Linked DNA regions of Homo sapiens: region 2 is linked to region 1. A link is an interaction called in ENCODE POLR2A ChIA-PET data of the cell type or tissue named here. Cell type or tissue: GM12878. All regions are shown on one strand. Each heading gives the region's core, and the rest is flanking DNA. Links, peaks and the distances in the headings are about the cores only.

Region 1 (9,287 bases), core at 720-8,719:
TGCAGAGCTGTAGAATATTCTGCGTTCTTTCAACTGAGAGGATAACAAAGAACATGGTAGGAGTTGGACTACATAAAAGTTAGTTTCAGTAAAGGCTGAGATATTAGTATATTTAGATACCACTCTTTGTTTACCCTTAAAATGGACTCCTCATTTTATAATGACATTTTAATGAGGAAAACCTATATACAAATGAAATAGGTAACAATTAGGGGTGGGGTAACCCAGGGTCTCTTTGGATCTACTTCAGGAAAAGGCTGACAAGGGAGCCTGGGAGAGTTTCGTGCAGCAGAGAAAGCATCAATCCTGGGTGGAAATTTTGAGTTATTTATAAATGAGTTTTTATGGGTCTGAGTAAGAGACACTTCTGGGCATACTCATATTTATTGTTTCTCCCACTGACTTGGTTAAAAGTAGGTAAATAATAAATTATGTCATTGCACATCTATGTTTTCTTGTCTCTTGATGTGCAAGAGGACATCACTTTCTGGAAAATCATGGAGTGGGAAACTTTGAAGCTTATTCTCTGGTGTCTTGTGTTTGGGATCAGGCAGTTGTAGCAGTCTGCTGCTGAGTGAGCCTTTCCTTTCCCTTGCTATCACTGGGAGAGTTGGGCCCACTCAGAGGATGAGAGGAGAGAGAGAGTCAACGATATTCCACAGAGTGCAGAGAGAGTAACAATTAATTGCACCTCCTTGGAGGAGGTGACGTTTGGAGGGGACTTTGTCAAAAGACAAAATAAAATGTACATGCGATATGTGCAACATATGAGGACTCTATATTGCAAGTGACTCAAACTGGTTTCAACAGTAAAGGAAATCTATTGCCTAGGTGTTAGGGTAGCGTTCGGGGCAGGTGGGTGGATCCAGTGGCTCAGATGGTGTCCTATAGAACCCAGTTTCAATCTTCCTTCTCTTGGCCATTCCTGGCATCAACAGGCTCTCTTCATGCTCTCTACATCAAAGGTCTCTGCACATGTAGCATAAGTTAGGTCTTTTACAGGGAATATAATATATGAGGGTGAGTATTTCAAGTGCCCTGATGCGCAATTGTGAGGTGCTTATAATGCAAACCTGTGTCTGTTTGAGATTCAATTCAGCAAATACCTTTGAACAGCTACTGGGTGCAAAGTGCTGTGTGTGGCAGTTAGTTGCCCATCACATTTGGTGGACAGTGGTCCTCCTGGGACTTGCTGTCATGTGGTGTACTTTAAAACAGAAGTTAAGAAAAAACAGTGAAAAATGCTACCATTGAATTGGGTGGCATTTAAGACTGTTTCTAGCCGTCCTGACTCTTAGAACTTTGCTTTCTCGGCAATATTGTGGGTGCATATATTTGGCAGGGGGGGATTCTAGGTTTATGAGTCAACCTGAGGAGTAAGAATGGAAGATGACAATAGTTTCTGATCTTTAGCTTTTAAGTCAAGGACTGCTTTCCAAAATGTTCTTGGCAGGCAAGCTGCCTTTGAACATTGTTAGACATAGACATAGCCTCAGAATAGCATCTGAATTACGATGTTTTTGTCTTCTTTTCCCCAACTTGTGATGGCTGATAGACAGAAAATGCTCATAAAACCTTGACTCAAACCACCAAATGGCTGAATAATTCAAGCTTGAGTTTTTTGAAGAATTTTGAATCCCAAAATAAGACTCCTAAGGAAATAGATATGATGTTTCTTTCTTCCTCCCCTTTTAAGCCTAATTAGGGTTTGTACTTAGGTAATGGAGGGTCAGATTCAGGGGAAAGTCTTGCTAGTATGAGCTTAAACTATACACCAGAATTTCTCTATACCCATAAGCTTCATTAAAAAAACGAAAACAAAACTCAGAACCCCAAATAAATAAAAACACATTTATTTGATGATGTCTCTGTCCACCATGAAGAGGCTTAGTGTTATGCTTGTTGTAGAAAAATATTTTGTGAATGTGTCTTACAATCTTTCACTATTTTTGGTAAAAGACAGTTCTTTTTATCTTCTAAATTAGAAATTCATTGTCATGGATTTTTTGTTTTTGTTGCTTTCTTTAGCCTGTTTTTCAGGGATTTTTTTTTCCATATCAGGATTGCACTGTGATTGGAACATTCTCACAAAGATTTCAACCAAGTTTTTCTTCTCAGGATTGACACACCATCAACAACCTGAAATAGTAAGCCTTTTCTGCTTTCTAATTTCCTCCCTAGAATTCCAGTTGAGGTCCTTGTCTTTCCTTCAGCTTCTTTTACTTACTTACTTCTTATTTATTTATTTATTTATTTCTCTAGTCGTCCTTTTATGAAGTGCACTGTCAGCAGCAGCTTAAAGATTTGTTATTCAAGCCATGAATCCCTCTGTGAAAGGCAAAAACTGAAATTTAGAGACTCTCTTGCTCTTTTATTTTCCCATCTCAATTTCTTTTCTGTTCCTAGTGCATTTTGGGGCAGACAATGAGCCAACTAATGCAAATCACCCAGACCAAAGAACCCTTAGATCATTTCTGAAGAACTTGAAGTGATCCTTGAAGAGAACTTTATTATTCAAGGTTTTCAGAATAAAACCTTAAAAAAAAATTGGGTGTGACTAAAGAAAATCAGGTAAGGGCCTTGTAGCCATTTTGGATAAAGTTGAAGTGGACTCATCTTTACAACTGGAACTGCTCTGCCTCAGGTTCCGGATGCCCCCTGCCCTGGGAGGAACAAGTGTTGCTTCTGCTTCTGGGAGGAGGCAGTGTGGTCTACTGGAAAGTGGACCAGGCCAGGAGGCAGTGATTAGAGCTCTTCTGAGCCATCTGTGCCATTAAATTGGCTGTATGACTTTGAGCAAGACTCTGAATTATTCTATGCAATCCTGTAGAATGAGAGGTTGGGTTGGCTGGTGTTCTGGATTGTGGGATGGAGGGGAAAGCCACCTCCTTATTGTCTGACCTGGCTGCTTGTCATTCTGCCTCAGCCATGCCGCCGTCGCTCTGTTCCTCTCCCACCCAGGCTTTGCTCACATTGGCCCCTGAGCTGCTGTTCTGCTTGCTCTGTATTGCCTTCTTTTTGTCTACCCAGATCTTAACCATCCTTGCAGGGCGGGTTCACATGACTCCAGGCCTTTCCTAGCTGCTCAGGTTCTTCTCAGAACAGCTATTGTACTCGGGGTCCATTCCATACTGCTCTACACAACTGTATATTGTATATATTCTCAAACATGCCCCCTGGCCTGGCTCTGTGCTTGTCCTGTGTGTCCCCTCTATAGGATGCTCTCTCTGTCCTCCATCAAGTCCCAGCCTCTACCTCTTGAAAATCCTAACTATGTATATACCCTGGTGGTTCATACACAGCTCACATGACTCTACTGAGGTATGCTCTTCTCTCTGTCCTCTTTAACCCAAAGTTGAGGGCTCATCACACCTGTTTGGGGTATATGTGTTCCTGCTCCACCCACTTGCTATTCTTTTATTGTAGCATTTTTAGGAGATGGAGCCTCACTCTGCTGCCCAGGCTGGAGTGCAGTGGTGTGATCATAGCTCGCTGTATACTTGAACTTCTGGGTTCTTGTCTCAGCCTCCCGAGTAGCTGGGGCTATAATTCTTAAATTAGTAGTAGCTGGGGATAATTCTTAAATTTTTTTTGTAGAGATGGGGGTCTTGCTATGCTGACCAGGCTGGTCTTGAACTCTTAGCCTCAAGTGATCCTCTTGTCTCAGCCTCCCAGATTGTTGGGATTACAGGCATGAGCCACTGTGCCTGGCCTACTGAAGCATTTTTGATCTAGGATCAGGCTTGCTTGACATTTAACTCTGAGAACTTTGAGGACAAAAACAGTGTCCTCATTGTATCCCCCATACCACCCATCGTATGCTGGACAAATAACAGGTATCCTACTGGTGGTTGGTAATTAGACCTAGAATTGCCAGGGAGCACAGATGCTCTGGTATTTCAGCTACTCCCTTGCCTTACGTTCCGGTCAAGAGTGAACTTTTATGCCCAAACTAGCTAAGAGACTATTTTCTTCTGTCACACTATATGCTGAAGAGCTTTCTTTTTACTTTGTGTTCATTATTTTTGGGGGAAGGATTTTTCCACTTAGCTCAAAGCCTTGTCATTGCCTCATTATTATAACGTGCAACCGCTGATGGAAGCATCTTTTCCATCACCTGGAGGCATTCCACTTGTGGCTACTTCTGGCTCAGCCCCTGAGAATACTCCTAAGGCAGGCCATGTGGCTGAGAGGCTTGGTACTTCTGGGTTTAAGTTCTGCTCTGATTCTGCCTAGCTTTGTGTGACATCAGGCAAGTTGTTAAGTCTCTCTAAGCCTTGATTTTCTCTCCCACAGCATTGTGATGTACCTACATCCCTGACTGTCAGGATTAAATGAGACCCTGACTGTACAGCTCTCAGCACAGTGCCTGGCATAATTTATCCTTGTTATCCTTGCTATCAAAGCCTGTATTGACTACCAAATGTATGAGGCCTGAGCCAGGCCCGTAAGGATGGAAGTTCAGATCTGGACAAATGTGTAAGGGATTTGCAGATGTGATCAAAGTATTGAAGTGAGCTTGGGTTGCTTGGGGGCCGGGGAGAGCATTTGCATTCATGACTGGGTGGAGTGAGTACCTCTTGGGTCCAGGGAGTTTAGAATTCTCAGCCTGGCATGCAGGCATTTAATCACTCCTATCTGTTTTTCCCCTCCTTTCTAGAGATGTTCCATACTTCTCAAACATGCCCCCTGGCCTGGCTTTGTGCTTGTCCTGTGTGTCCCCTCTATAGGATGCTCTTTCTGTCCTCCATCAAGTCCCAGCCTCTACCTCTTGAAAATCCTAACCGTGTATATACCCTGGTGGGTCACACACAGCTCACATGACTCTACTGAGGTATGCTCTTCTCTCTGTCCTCTTTAACCCAAAGTTGAGGGCTCATCACACCTGTTTGGGGTATATGTGTTCCTGCTCCACCACAGTATACGGTTGGGGACTATTAGAGCTGGAGAGAATTTTGAGGTCTGAGGACACAGTTGCAAATGAAACCTGAAGCTTTGTTAGCTCATCAGATATAAAGCAGATACTGATGAGGCCGCTGCATCGAAGGGGAGCCAAGACCCTATCTGCTATGTTGTCATTTCCCCTCCTAGAAGACCCTAGAAGCTTTGTGCTGCCCAGGGAGCTTTGCATAACACAGAGACTGAAAGCGGTGCAGCGATTTGGCCGAGTCCCTGCAGCAGTACTTGAAACTGTATCTGGCCACCTGCTGCATCCTCTACCGCATTTCACATAGCATGCCTAGTGAGTGAATGTAAGGAATAATTAGGAAAGGTTAAGTGATTTCCTAATGCATCTTCTATTTGCGATTCAAAAGATGTAAGTGGCAGTGTTGTCTCTTATGTAATCTTCACCCGTAGACTGTTCAAATCATAGGGAAAGGGTGAAAAATGGCAAAAAATGGCACTTCACTGAGCATGAAGTGAAAATGTCTCAGATGGGCATTGAGTAGTTTTGTTTGTTTGTTTGTTTGTTTGTTTGTTTGTTTTGTGTTTTTGGCTTTGACCTGTCATTTCTTAGCTTTCTCATCTATGCCTTTGTTAACTTGGGTCAGAGGAAAGGGTCTGTGTGATTTCAACAAGCAAGTATTAGGAAAAGGCTGGCAGAGAGACTTTATGCATGTTACCTAAGCTGGGATTTGATCTTCAGACCCCCAAGGTGAAAGGCTAATACCTTAATTTGTGTGTTTTATAAACATCCCCAGGCAATGACCTTCTGCTAGCCTCATGTGATATTCACATTCTACAGTACTGAATGCCAAATTTTCTGTCTTGGAATAGAGTGGTACAGGTTGCATGTTCAAGTTTAGAATCAGCAGGGTGCCATCCCTATATTAGTGTTGCTTGCATGCAATTGAGTGAAAGCTTTTTAGAGGATTTCCTGGCAGAATGGAATTTTTTATTTTAAGAGAATACATATCGTATGGTTTAAAACCAAAAAAACTTCTCTTCAATAGGACTTGTGTCCAACAATGTAAGGCATTTTCCCTTGCAGCTTTCCCTTTCCTAAAAGCTTTCCTTTAAGGGTCATCTTTATTTTTCTGGTGTCAGTCAAATTATTTTTCAGCAGAGCATGAAAACTGGAGATGGAGACCCTCCATGGCTGTGTGTTAGAACCACACTGAAAGTTTTTTGTTTTATGTAAATAGAGATTGATGGAACATTTTACACAGAGTACGGGCTTTTGACAAAAAGTATTGATGGTTGCTTTCAGTAAGTGTTACTTGAGATGACAGAACATTGCATTTTAAGATGAATTACATGAGGAACTCCCTCTTTGGGAATGTCATACATTTTATTTCATCTGTTGTTTTATGAGAGAATGACTGAAGTCATGAATACCTTAGACTGAACTCTTTCCTTTGCACATTATAAGCCTCGGTTTGGTGCACTCTTATTTTAAATATTAAGTTATGGGGGAAATGTTTATACTGGCAAATAATATTGATAAAAATGCTTAAATGTTCAGAAGCAGAACATAACTTCTCACATGGTTTTCTCTTGCATGGTGGTGATTTGTAGGAAGCCTGGGAACCTGGTTAGAGTTAAATATATATTTTCAGAAAGATCTCAGAGATTTGGCTTAGTATAAATGGCTGTTTTTTTGTTGTTTTTGTTATTGTTGATGTATTGGCGATTTTCTCCCTCTGGCTGTATTTAGATTTCAAAAATGCTACATTTGCATTCACTCCCTATAGCATTATTTGTTCTTGATGCAAGGGCTTAGAAGTCAGAGTCTGTCAGAGTCTTTTGGGTTTTAATTTTCTTTATAGCATTAATTCAGAGATATTAGCTTATCAGCACCCAGGGGTTAAAGGTTATTAACAGATTCACTATATGTTTATTGAGCACCTATTACTATCTGTTCTAGGATCTGGGGGTATAGGCCTGATTCTCATGCTGCTTATAATCTAGTGAGGAGCAGAAATAATAACAGATAATAAAATTTCTGGTAGCAACATTATACCATATTGAAAATAAAGCAGGAGTAAAGGGTTAGGTGCCTCAGAAGTGGGTGTGGGAGCGTATTTTAGGTAGAGATGTCAGGGAGGGCTGCTCTGAGAAGTGACATTTAAGCAAAGAGCTGAAGGTGAGATAGCTTGTGCAAAGGTTTGGGAACCTGGCAGAGGGAACAGCAAGTGAAAAGGCCCTGGGGCCAGAACAAGCTTGGCATGTTTGAGTAACAGCAAAGCAAGTACAACACCAATGGTGGGCATGCTCCAAGTTTGGGGATTGGCATGATAGGCTTATAGGAAGACCAGGCACAAGAGGAATGTGATTTCATACATTTGTCCCATGTGTGTGGCCATAGGATTCTCGTTTTATCACCATACTGTCTTCCCCTATCTAGCACCTGGCCAAACAGGCTTTTCTTATTTCCACTTGGCTGGTTTCTGTAGAAAGATCTTACCTCCCCACTAGCACTCTGCTCCACTATTTGCTGGATGCCAATATAGGTAAAGTCCCAGTCACCAGGGGAATTTGAAACTTTCACTCCCCCAGACTGAATCCCTTAGTTAAATGTGTTCTCATATACTTTGAATATTACTTTCTTGCAGTGCTTATCCCACACTATTGTAATTAGTTGTGTATGTGATTGTCTTCCCAACTGTAAGCAGCTATTACTCATGTTTGGGCCCCTAGTGTTCAGAAGAGTGCCTGGCATCCAGTAAATATGTAATGTGTTTATTGGCTAAAAAAGTAAAATAATTCCCTATGTGTTACCTGGCTACCTGTTATAAGAACTAGAAATTATGGTGAATGCAGAGTCAATAAACTCATTGCTTTTACAGGAAGAGCTTAAAACAAACTTAGGGAAACAAGTTTTGTTGTTTTTTTTTTAAAAAGGAAAAAAACAGTTTTGGATCTGCTTTAGGGCACTTATAAGAAGAGTTTTAACAACTGTTGGTTTAAATAGTTGTTGCAGGAATGAGAACTCTTGCAGGGATTGAATAGCCTAGGCAACCGCAGCATTCAAACCCTGGTGGGACGGAATTCCCAGAGGCCAACTGGGTCTTTCCTGGATTTGAGCCTTTGTCCCAGGGCCTTATGAGATACTTTGTCCTCCATAAATTTGGAGCCGATTTGGAACTAGCTAGCTGTTTTTCTCCCTGCTGAATTAATGTGCTGTTCAGCCTAAGCTCAAATATGAAATATATTAAAAGCAAACTAAAAACAGGTCACCGTTTTGCCTCTAATGTTATGGGAATATTTGTTTTTAAGTCATCTTTTAATACTCCACAAATCTTCCCCACAAACTTTTTTTTTTTTTTTTTTTAAGCAGAGACTATTTTTCCCAGTGCAAAAGGCCATTTCTTAAGTCCTGATTTATTCAGAAATTTACATGGAGAAAATGGCCCCAGATCCCACACAAGTGAAATTTATTTTTTAATCTGGGGCACAGTAGGGAGCCCTGAGAAATGCGTTTTCCTCCAGGATTGTAGGAGGAATACATAGTGTTTGTTTAAAGCATCAGGTATTGAGAAATGTAATGGCAGGGTGAAAAGTTTGACCTCAGCTGCCAGATCCGATCTGCTAGGGGGTAATTGAGTTGCCATGTTTTTTTCCTCTTCAGTTTAAATCAAGTTTTGCTATAGCCCATTTAAGTGTCAAATTGGTAGCAAAACTTGACAACTTCAGGGTGCAGACTTGCTTTTGATGAGAATTTACATGCAAATCATTTTTGCCTTGAACTGTCAACTCCTGTTTCTGATACTCTGAGGGGGACATGTCTCTCCCCACCTCTCTCTCCCCAAGCCAAAGGGGATGTTGGCTAATGTTATTAATCAGTGTGTGGAAGAAAAATTATCTTGATAAATATGGTGGTTAAACTATATTTTCCCTTTTGTATGTCAGCTGTTGCAGCTGGGCATTTAATCTCCTTTTACCTAGAAGGAAATCAAACAATTATCCAGCGCTTGATGTCAAAAAGAAACTAGTGAATGAGGGTGGAGGGTCACCAGTGTATTGGAGAATGGGCTTAAGCCACCAAAACCTGACAAAGGGTGCTGACAGTCTGCATTTTCTTGGGCATTAAACAAAGTCTTTGGTAACTTTAAAGAATCTTTCCTTGCATGACTAAACTCATTGAGGGGGTTAGAGAGAAAGCTGCCTCAGAAGTCTTAAGCCTGAAACTTTTTTTTTTTTGGTTTTTCCCTAAACCCTTGGGACGCTTAAAAGCACGTGAGCATGTGTAGCTCCATCATTCAGCAAGACAAAGGAGTGTTTGCACTTTCACAGAGTTAATAATGACAGTAGCAAGTCTTTCTAGTTTCCAGCCATCCTGTTTA
Region 2 (8,643 bases), core at 644-8,643, 110 kb before region 1:
TACTCTCCCCCATCACTAACTCCAGCCCGACGTGCACTTGCTGCCTCAGGGCCTTTGCACTCGCTGTTCCTATTGCTAGGCACATTTTCCCCCTAGAAGTTCACTTGGCTCTCCCCTACTTCCTGCAGATCTCAGCTTCATCTCAGTTTCTCAGTGGGGCCTTCCCTCGTCACCCTGTGTACCCGGCACTCCTGTCCCCCTTCCCTGCTGCGTTGTTCTCCACAGGACTCATCACACTCTGTATTTTCCTTCTCCCCTTCCCCTTTCCTTTCCTTTCTTTTTTTCTTGTGTTGCTCTGTTACCCAGGCTGGAGTGCTGGGATCACAGCTCACTGCATCCTCATCCTCCTGGGTTCAACTGATCCTCCTACGTCAGCCTCCTGTGTAGCTTGGACTACAGGCGCGCACCACCATGCCCAGCTAATTTTTTGGTAGCTTTGTAGAGACAGGCAAAACCACATTTACCAGGCTGGTCTTGAACTCCCGGGCTCAAACGATCCACCCACCTTGGCCTCCCAAAGTGCTGGGATTACAGGCGTGTGCCACCACACCTGACCTCCTTGTTTATTTTCTGTTCTTCTACTGAAAATGAGCTCCACAAGGGTAGAAACTTTCTTTTTCTTTTTTTTATAGCTATGTCTCCAGAGTTTAGATTCCTGTCAGGCAGACAGTAGGCACTCAACTAGTATTTTTTGAACAAATGAACTGAATGAATAAATTTCTAGCACCTCAGTATAAGCTATAAATCCTCTCAGGTTTAAGGAAGTACTGGTACCTATAATGTCTGCATTCTCTACTGGCCACTAGTAGCTATTTCAGTGAGACGGGAGACCAAGACATGCCTAGGAATGGGGTTCAGGGTTCAGACCATAGCTGTGAGATGGCACACATGGATCCAAGGTTGGCATGTGTCTCACGTGGCTATGTGCTTACATGTATGTTTGTGGGCTTTTTTTTTTTTTTTTGAGACAAAATCTTGCTCTGTCACTTAGGCTGGAGTGCAGTGGTATGATCTCAGCTCACTGCAGTCTCCGCCTCCCTGGTTCAAACGATTCTCCTGCCTCAGACTCCCAAGTAGCTGGGATTATAGGCACCTGCCACCACACCTGCCTAATTTTTGTAATTTTAGTGGAGATGGTGTTTCACCATGTTGGCCATGGTGATCTAACTCCTGACCTTAAGTGATCCACCTGCCTTGGCCTCCCAAAGTGTTGGGATTACAGGTGTGAGCCAATGTGCCCAGCCTGTTTGTGTGCTTTTGTGTGTCCACAAGATTCTGTGCCAGTGCAGACATGCATAAGGGCCAGCACTCCTTCTGCGTTTTTCCCTCTTCAAGAAAACCACAGATGCTTTATAGAGCTGTGGAACCTCTGTGTGTCCATGAATGACTCTGCTTCCAGCTGCTGCATCCCAAAGCCTTAGTCCACCTGTGATTTGGAGCTGAGGAGCAAATCAAAGCCAGGTGCAGCTGTACTGGAAGACTCTTCTTTCTGGTTGGAGTGACACTTTGTCCTTGGAAACAATCGAGTTCAAGTTCACCACTCAAGCATAAGCAAAGTGACTACATGAGACTAAGAGAATGTGTTTGCTATTCCCTCTGCAAACCCTTCTCCCAAGGCCTTCCCATGACTGGCTCCATCTCATGATTCTGACTTCAGCTCAAATGTCACTTGAGAGAGGCCTTCCCAGAACATTCCACAGCTGTCTGAGGCCATGCAGTTTGTGCATCACAATAGCATTGTGCAGAGGGGGTGAGTGGGGACAAAATCCAGCCTGTGATCCACTCCTCAAGGATTTCATAAGAAAAAGGCTTTGGAGGGCGAGCAAAGACCTTGGACACTGTGTCTAGGTTAGCACCCCCCATCTCCCATACCCTGTCTCACACTGTCCACTTTTGTCTTCATAGTATGGATGACTGCTATCTGAAATGAGGTATTTTGCCTACTTGAAATTATGTTTCAACTTGTTAGCTGTCTTCTCCCACCATAATGTAAGCCTCACAGGAGTAAGGACTGTATCTGTCTTGTTACTATTTGTCCTCCCAGTGTTCGACACATAGTAGGTGCTCAATAAATATCTACTAGTGAGTGTATTCTCTTTCTTTTAGTTTTATTTTTATTGATACATAATAGATGTATATATCTTGGGAGTACATATAATACATTTATATAATTTGTAAAGATCAGATCAATGTAATTTTTTTTTTTGAGATGGAGTCTTGCTCTGTTGCCTATGCTGGAGTGCAGTGGTGCAATTGCAGCTCACTGCAACCTCCAACTCCTGGGCTCAAGGGATCCTCCTGCCTCAGCCTCTCAAATAGCTGGGATCACGGGTGTGTGCCACTGTGCCCAGCTAATTAAAAAAATTTTTTTTTTTTTGTAGAGATGGGGATCTCACCATCTTGCCCAGGCTTGTCTCAAATTCCTGAGCTCAACTGATCCTCCCACCTCAGCTTCCCAAAGTGCTGTGATTACAGGTGTAAGCCACTGTGCCCAGCCTCAATGTAGTTCAGCTATATATAACTTTAAATATTTGTCTTTTTGCTAGGAACATTCAAATTATTCTCTCCTAGTATTTTGAAATATACAATAGATTTGGGGAGATGTGCATTTTTATCTAAGTAATCAATAGCTCCTTAGATCAGTTAGTTTGCATTTGAGGAAACTGAGGAACTTAGGAGTGGAAGGATTAATCTAATCTATGAGCACCCAGTGAGTTAGTAGCAAAGCTAGCTCCTGAACCCAGCTCTCCTAGGCCAGGGCACCGCCCACCACAATGCTCCAGCAGTATCAACCTTCATCTGGCCCTCAGAATCTGGCACTGGTGGTGCCAGGTGCACTTGACACTTGCTTTGCCCCGGGTTCACAGCTGCGAAGAGAGCCTGGGCTTCTTTCGGAGAAGTGGGAAGAGACTCAGAATTAATACTGGTAAGTCACACCGGAACCCTTATGTGCACATTATTGCCCCCCCATATATTCTAAAATAATCCCTGTAAATAATTATAAAAATAAATCTCAGGGACAAATTTTTTATTTCCAGGAACACATTTATTCATCATAATCTCTTCAGGGGTGGGACAAATTGGAGCACTGAGTAGTGAATACAATTTGCAAATAGGCAATGTAAGTAGAGAGAAAATTAATATGTATTCCTTGATGCTCTAAAAGGAGAGGAAGAACATTAATAGCCATTTCCTTGCAGACATAACTTTCAAAATGTTATTTCTGATCTATCAGCGTGAGGCTCCATATGAGGAAAATGGTTGCAACGTGACAAGAAGTGATTAGATGTGAAATGGCATCTTTCAGGTGCTCCTCTCAGCCTCCTTATCCTGTTTTTAGTGGGACATAGGAGGAGTCCTGTTTTCTTTTCTGGCCTGGGGTCACCTGCTTATTTGCTGGGTGACCTTGGGCAAGTCCCTTCTGCCCTTTAAGCCTCAGTTTCCCTCATCAGTAATTGGAGTAGATGATTTCTAAAGCAGTGAGTTTTGGATGATCATAAATCCAAATTATTTTGGGAGTACTTGAGAAAAATACAGATACTAGGGGACCACCTTAATGAACTGACTACCAAGTTCTATGTATTTTAATTGAGGGTGGGAGGAACCCTTCCCCAACTTCCAAGTGGCAGAACCTCTCCAAGTCAAGCTGGGATTCTGGAAAGGTGCTCCCACTGGAAATAGACAGTTGGGTGGGTTCTCTTTCCCTCTTGAAGGTCCAACGTGAGCCCCCCTCCTCCAAGTCAGCGATGACTTGCCTCCCATGCCCAGCCAAGGACTTGGAGTTGCGGCGAGTTCCAGGTAAAATGGGAAATAAGATTTGTTTCTCATTGCTGTTTTCAGGATTTGTTAAAATAGTACTAAGAGATTAGCAGATAGTAGTTTTCATGGTAAATTCTCTATTCTGTGCCAATCTCCTCCTTTTTTGTTTTTAATTATAAAAGTAGTATACGCATGTTACCAAAACCACAGAAGAAATGGAGTGAAAAGCAGAAGCTCCTTTCCCACTCCCACCTTCCTCAAACCCACTCCATTCTCCACAGCCAACTAATGTTTGCATTTTACTTTATTTTTATTTTTCTAGCAAGAGAATCTTACTATGTTGCCCAGGCTGGTCTCAGTGCTAGATTACAGGTATGAGCCACCATGCTCAGTCCTATTGTTTGCATTTTCACAGAGAAATAATGACAAAACCTTTTAAGACCTAAAGAGAAGGAAAACAGCCATGTGCGGTGACTCATGCCCATAACCCCAGTACTTTGGGAGGCTGAGGTGGGTAGGTCGCTTGACCCCAGGAATTCAAGACCAGCCTGGCCAACATGACAAAATCCCATCTCTACAAAAAATACAAAAAAATTAGCCAGGTGTGGTGGTGAGTGCCTGTAGTCCCAGCTACTTGGGAGGGTGAGGCAGGAGGATCACCTGAGCCCTGGGGTCGAGGCTGTGGTGAGCTATGATTGCGCCACTACCCTCCAGCCTGGGACCCTGTCTCAAAAAAATAAAAATAAAAAAAAAGAGAAGGAAAACTAGAGGCACTGAGAATAATAAATTAACATTTGTGGAATGAACACTCATCCTAGATATTATGATGGTATTTAATATATATTTTTAAAAATTCAGTTTGTTCTGATTGGGAAATACTGGAGGGGCTTTGGAGCACAGATCATCCTCAGTCCCCTCACATATGTGCAAGTACTTTGAAGAGGGCCCTGGAAACCTTTCTTCTTTCCTGCACTTCCTAGACTTTCTCCTTTAGGCTGAAAGGGGGCTGCTTCGGCAACAAAGAGCATTTCATAAGCGGAGCATTTCTTAAGTAGACACCCCGCCTTTTTTTTTTTAAATTGAAATTTGAATGTGGTGAGTCTGAATTAGGGCCCACGGCATGATTAATTACAGCAACCATCTTAACCTGCCCGGGGGCTGGGCCTGAAAGAAATGAGGCCAGGCTGAAGAGAAATACAGCTAAGGATAGTTAGGAATGCTAACAAAACTTGGTTAACTGGCCCTGTTCTTCTCTCAGCTGCTAATGCACAGTTGGAAGATTTAAGGAATCAGTTCCTGTTTCACTGGTTCTGGCCGACCCCAGAATCAACTCCCTTGATTGGAAATAAACAGGATCTTCCTTTTTGTCCCCAGGAATGTGATGGAGGAAGGACTCTAAGGCAAAGGGCCTCTTCTGCCAAAGCAGAATAATAATAACAATGATGACAATAGGAATAAAATATTGCCCTCTTCATCAAGGGCGATAAGAGAATGTCCAGTTGTATGAGTTGAACCTTGTTGCTCTCTATGTGCCCGTCAGAGCTCCAGAATTCACAGGCTCAGGGTGGTCAGCATAGGTTGGATTTGAACTTTCTGTTTTGTGGTCCTCCTGAGTGCACTTGTACAAGCTGGGCTACGTGCTTCAATTTGGGGTTCAGAAAACAGGATCACAATGACAGCACTTCTTGCTGACACAGTGCTGTGAATGTCTGTGCACAAGTCTGAGCGTCTCTCCTGAACAGTATTAGTCAGGGATGTCCCTAGTGCCTAGCACAAGGCCAGAAGCTGGGGCACAGCGGCTGTGAAGTAAGATGGGCAGGATAGGAAGCTAGCAGCTCACTTTCAATGAGTCATGGAGTGGGGTGAGAGGACCGTGACTGCATGAGCCCATATTTTACCTCAGTGCTCCTGGGGCTGGGGCAGAAAGAGCTGTGTTCAGGACGAAGCCCCTACAGGACTCGTCTGCTATGTTCACCCTTGTAAAGTCTTTGTATTCCGGAGGAATTATTTGTCTAACTCCTAGGTCAGTCTTATCTCAGTGTTTTTTTTGTTTTGTTTTGTTTTTTGCTCTCTCCCCTCCCCGAGGGAGGGCTACATTATGGAGGAACTTTACTATTTCTGTTTAATCTTCCTTTTTGTTGGCAACAGTGATAAGGAGGTAGAAGGATGTTCCCCCTCCCGGCTTCCAATCTTCCTTGGTCCAGGGACACAGATTCTTTTTCTTTTCCTTTTACCTTTCTCCCTTCCCCCCTTCCTCCTTCTGTTCCTTCTATTCTCCTTTCCCCTCCTCCTTCTCCTTGTTCTTCTATTCTGAAGACTAACTCCAAAAGCTGAGGAGTAAGGACAGGTGAATCCAGTTTGTTTCTGCTGGTGTCCTCCCCCAACAACATTCAGGAAATTACTTCTGCTACGGTCTGAACATTTGTGTCCCTCCCAAATTCATATGTTGAAATCATAACCTCCAAGGTCTTAGGTGGAGCCTTGTGGGGGGTGATTAGATCATTGGCGTGGAGCCCTCAGGAATGGGATTAGTGCTGTTACAAATGAGGCCCACAGGAGCTAGCTTGTCCCTCCTACCATTTGAGGACACAGGAAGAAGGCCGTTGTCTGGGAACCAGAAAATGGGCCCTCACCACACACCAAATCGTGGGTGCCATGATCTTCAGCTTCCCAGCCTCCAGAACTGTGAAAAATAAATTTCTATTGTTTATAAGCACCCAGTTTATGGCATTTTGTTACAGCAGTCCTAGTAGACTAAGACAACTACTTTGCTCAAGAACTTTCAATAGCTCCCTATTGTTATCAGTTTACAGTTCCAACACTAAAGCCCCCCTCCAACAGAGCTATCCTGATCTTAATTTTTGTGATTTCTGCACATGATCCTTCCCCACACCATCAACTGGCCTTCTTGATGTGTTCACCAAGCAGAGACAGCAGTAGGTGGGGAAGCATTTCCAGCTGAAACTAACAGCTTCTGTGAAGCCAGAGGACGGGAGAGCTGGGACAGGTGGCTGAAGAGGTAAGAATTGATGGGATTATAAGAGATCTTCAGGGACATACTAAAGATTCTGGACTGTATTAATTATTACTTGATTAGGAGCCATTGAAAGATTTTAGGTAGGATCTAATTGGGCTTTTAAAATGGTTGCCCTGGGGCTATGTGGAGGAGGCAACAGTAGTGAGAGGGTGTGGAAAGGGGGAAAGATGCCAGCCCACTTTGGTGACATTGGTAGTGTCTGCAGAACAGCCTATGCTCAGATGACCCAGCTGTGTATGGAGGCAGGGGGATGGATGAGATGACCTTCAGTAACCCCCTTCTGGTGGGGGAAGGGAGAGCCGTTCTCCAATCTCATCTTTGAGTCAGCTTGGGCCTGTTTCCACAAGTCCTCTTCCATCTGTCAAAGCCCTTCTAGGAAAGCTGAGCTGAAAGGCAGCTGCGGAGGGCAGAGTGCTGGCTGGGTCCGGGCTCACTTCCTCCTTTTCAGGCAGGAAAAGCAGACAAAAGTGCACAATGGACCAGAGAGGGCGCGTCCAGCAGAGAAGGAGGGAGAAGGCGGGGGAGCTGGTCCTTGGGGCAACAGGCCTGGGAAGGTTCCCTTTGATCCCCTTATCTCTGGAGGGTAAGCTTTCTTTTTTGGCCTGCAGGACCTTTTGTTGCAGCATTTCCTGGAATCCCCCAAAGTAAACACAGTCAAGACTGCATTCTTACTGCTCTACTCTTCTGAGCCTGCTCCTCCCAGCTGAGAGAGGGGCAGGAAGGTCAACCCTCCGAGATCAACACTGCTCATCAAAATGCTGACAAGGGCCCACCTAACAATGTGTTAGGACCGGGGCTGTCTGAGAGACGATGCCAGTTAAGGCTGGGCTGGCTCTTAGCTGCAGCAAGAGTGGAAGATGACAACCAGTTGATATCTGGTAGCTCTGTGCATCCTGGACTTGGAGGCAAGAATAGGCAAGGAGAAAATCTGGATCCTTCCAGAGAATTTCAGAGAAAAACAGGCATGGGTTTAGGGAGTTACCTGCCCACTGGGCCTACTTTCATCCAGACAGGAGGCCCGTGGCCAGCTCTTCCAGGTGGGGATGGGGTGGGTGGGGAACAGCGAATAACCCCACTGATAACTTCAAGCCTCACAAATCTCTTGCCCTCTGAGGAGCAGGAGAAGAGAAGCCTGAAATTTGGGGTCACCAGCCAATTATCCTTCCCCAGGGTTTATTATTGTCAACTCTTAGAGGCCACAGGGAAAGGGTGGGGTGGTCTTCACCAAGCCAGCGTTTTATTTATAGGGAAATTCAACCCCCCCAATCCCCCTCCCCTCCTACAAATGGAAACTGGGCCGCACCAGGAGTCCTTCAACCTTCTAACTTTCCCTCTCCCCAGCTTTGATGAGGAGGGGCGTTCAGCCAAGAGGCCCCTCCTCGCTGCAGTTGAGGTCCATTATGTAACCCAGCTTGCGAAATGCAGGAAAGGCCCGGCTGGCTACAGCCCGGCTAACGGCTCAGAAAGGGCGCCCCTGATAGGAATACCCCCACCTCAGGCGTGGCCCAGACAAACGCGATAAAGCTGTGGGCATGGAGTTTTGGGCATTGGGACATCCGGGGGAGGGAGGGGCGCGGGCAGTCGGGGTCAGGCCGCCGTCGGGGCGCGGGGCGCTGCGGGCCACCTGTTGCAGCGGGCGGCCAGGGCTCACCTGCGCGGAGACCGGGCCGAGGGGCGGCGGCGGCGAGCGGCGGAGCTGAGGTCCCCGAGGCTAGCCCGCGCCTCCGGCTTCCGCCGGGTCAGCTGACTGCCCAGTGCGGAACTGTGCGCCCGCCGCGCTCCCCTGCCGCGCTCCCCGCTGCTGCCGCCGCGCCCCCGCGCTCCGTCCCGCGCGCCCGCAGCGTCCT

The links. ChIA-PET counts read pairs that join two places held together with the same protein. Peaks named below come from ENCODE experiments on the same cell type or tissue, not always from the same donor. Only the 100,000 strongest peaks of a DNase experiment are listed, where the experiment ranks them.
Region 2: POLR2A ChIA-PET joins it to region 1 with 10 read pairs; 2 of 35 experiments call an interaction of 5 or more read pairs at or near these places.

What each region holds. Positions count from the first base shown.
Region 1 is chr10:75,533,147-75,542,433 of GRCh38, forward strand. The region is part of intron 2 of LRMDA (leucine rich melanocyte differentiation associated); the gene reads left to right. Among named protein-coding and RNA genes, the nearest start is that of MIR606, 15 kb to the right of the region's middle. RefSeq lists an enhancer at 4,907-5,521. In GM12878, for the core only: a CTCF peak has its summit at 7,631; a DNase peak (open chromatin) is centred at 7,430.
Region 2 is chr10:75,423,075-75,431,717 of GRCh38, forward strand. LRMDA (leucine rich melanocyte differentiation associated) reads left to right here and starts at 8,550. Exons shown (of 7, transcript NM_001305581.2): 1 at 8,550-8,643. LOC107984293 (a long non-coding RNA gene) reads right to left here and starts at 8,536. Exons shown (of 2, transcript XR_001747703.2): 1 at 8,448-8,536; 2 at 3,025-7,236. RefSeq lists an enhancer at 8,358-8,643 and a silencer at 8,500-8,599. In GM12878, for the core only: no CTCF peak of the experiment used is centred there; a DNase peak (open chromatin) is centred at 5,517.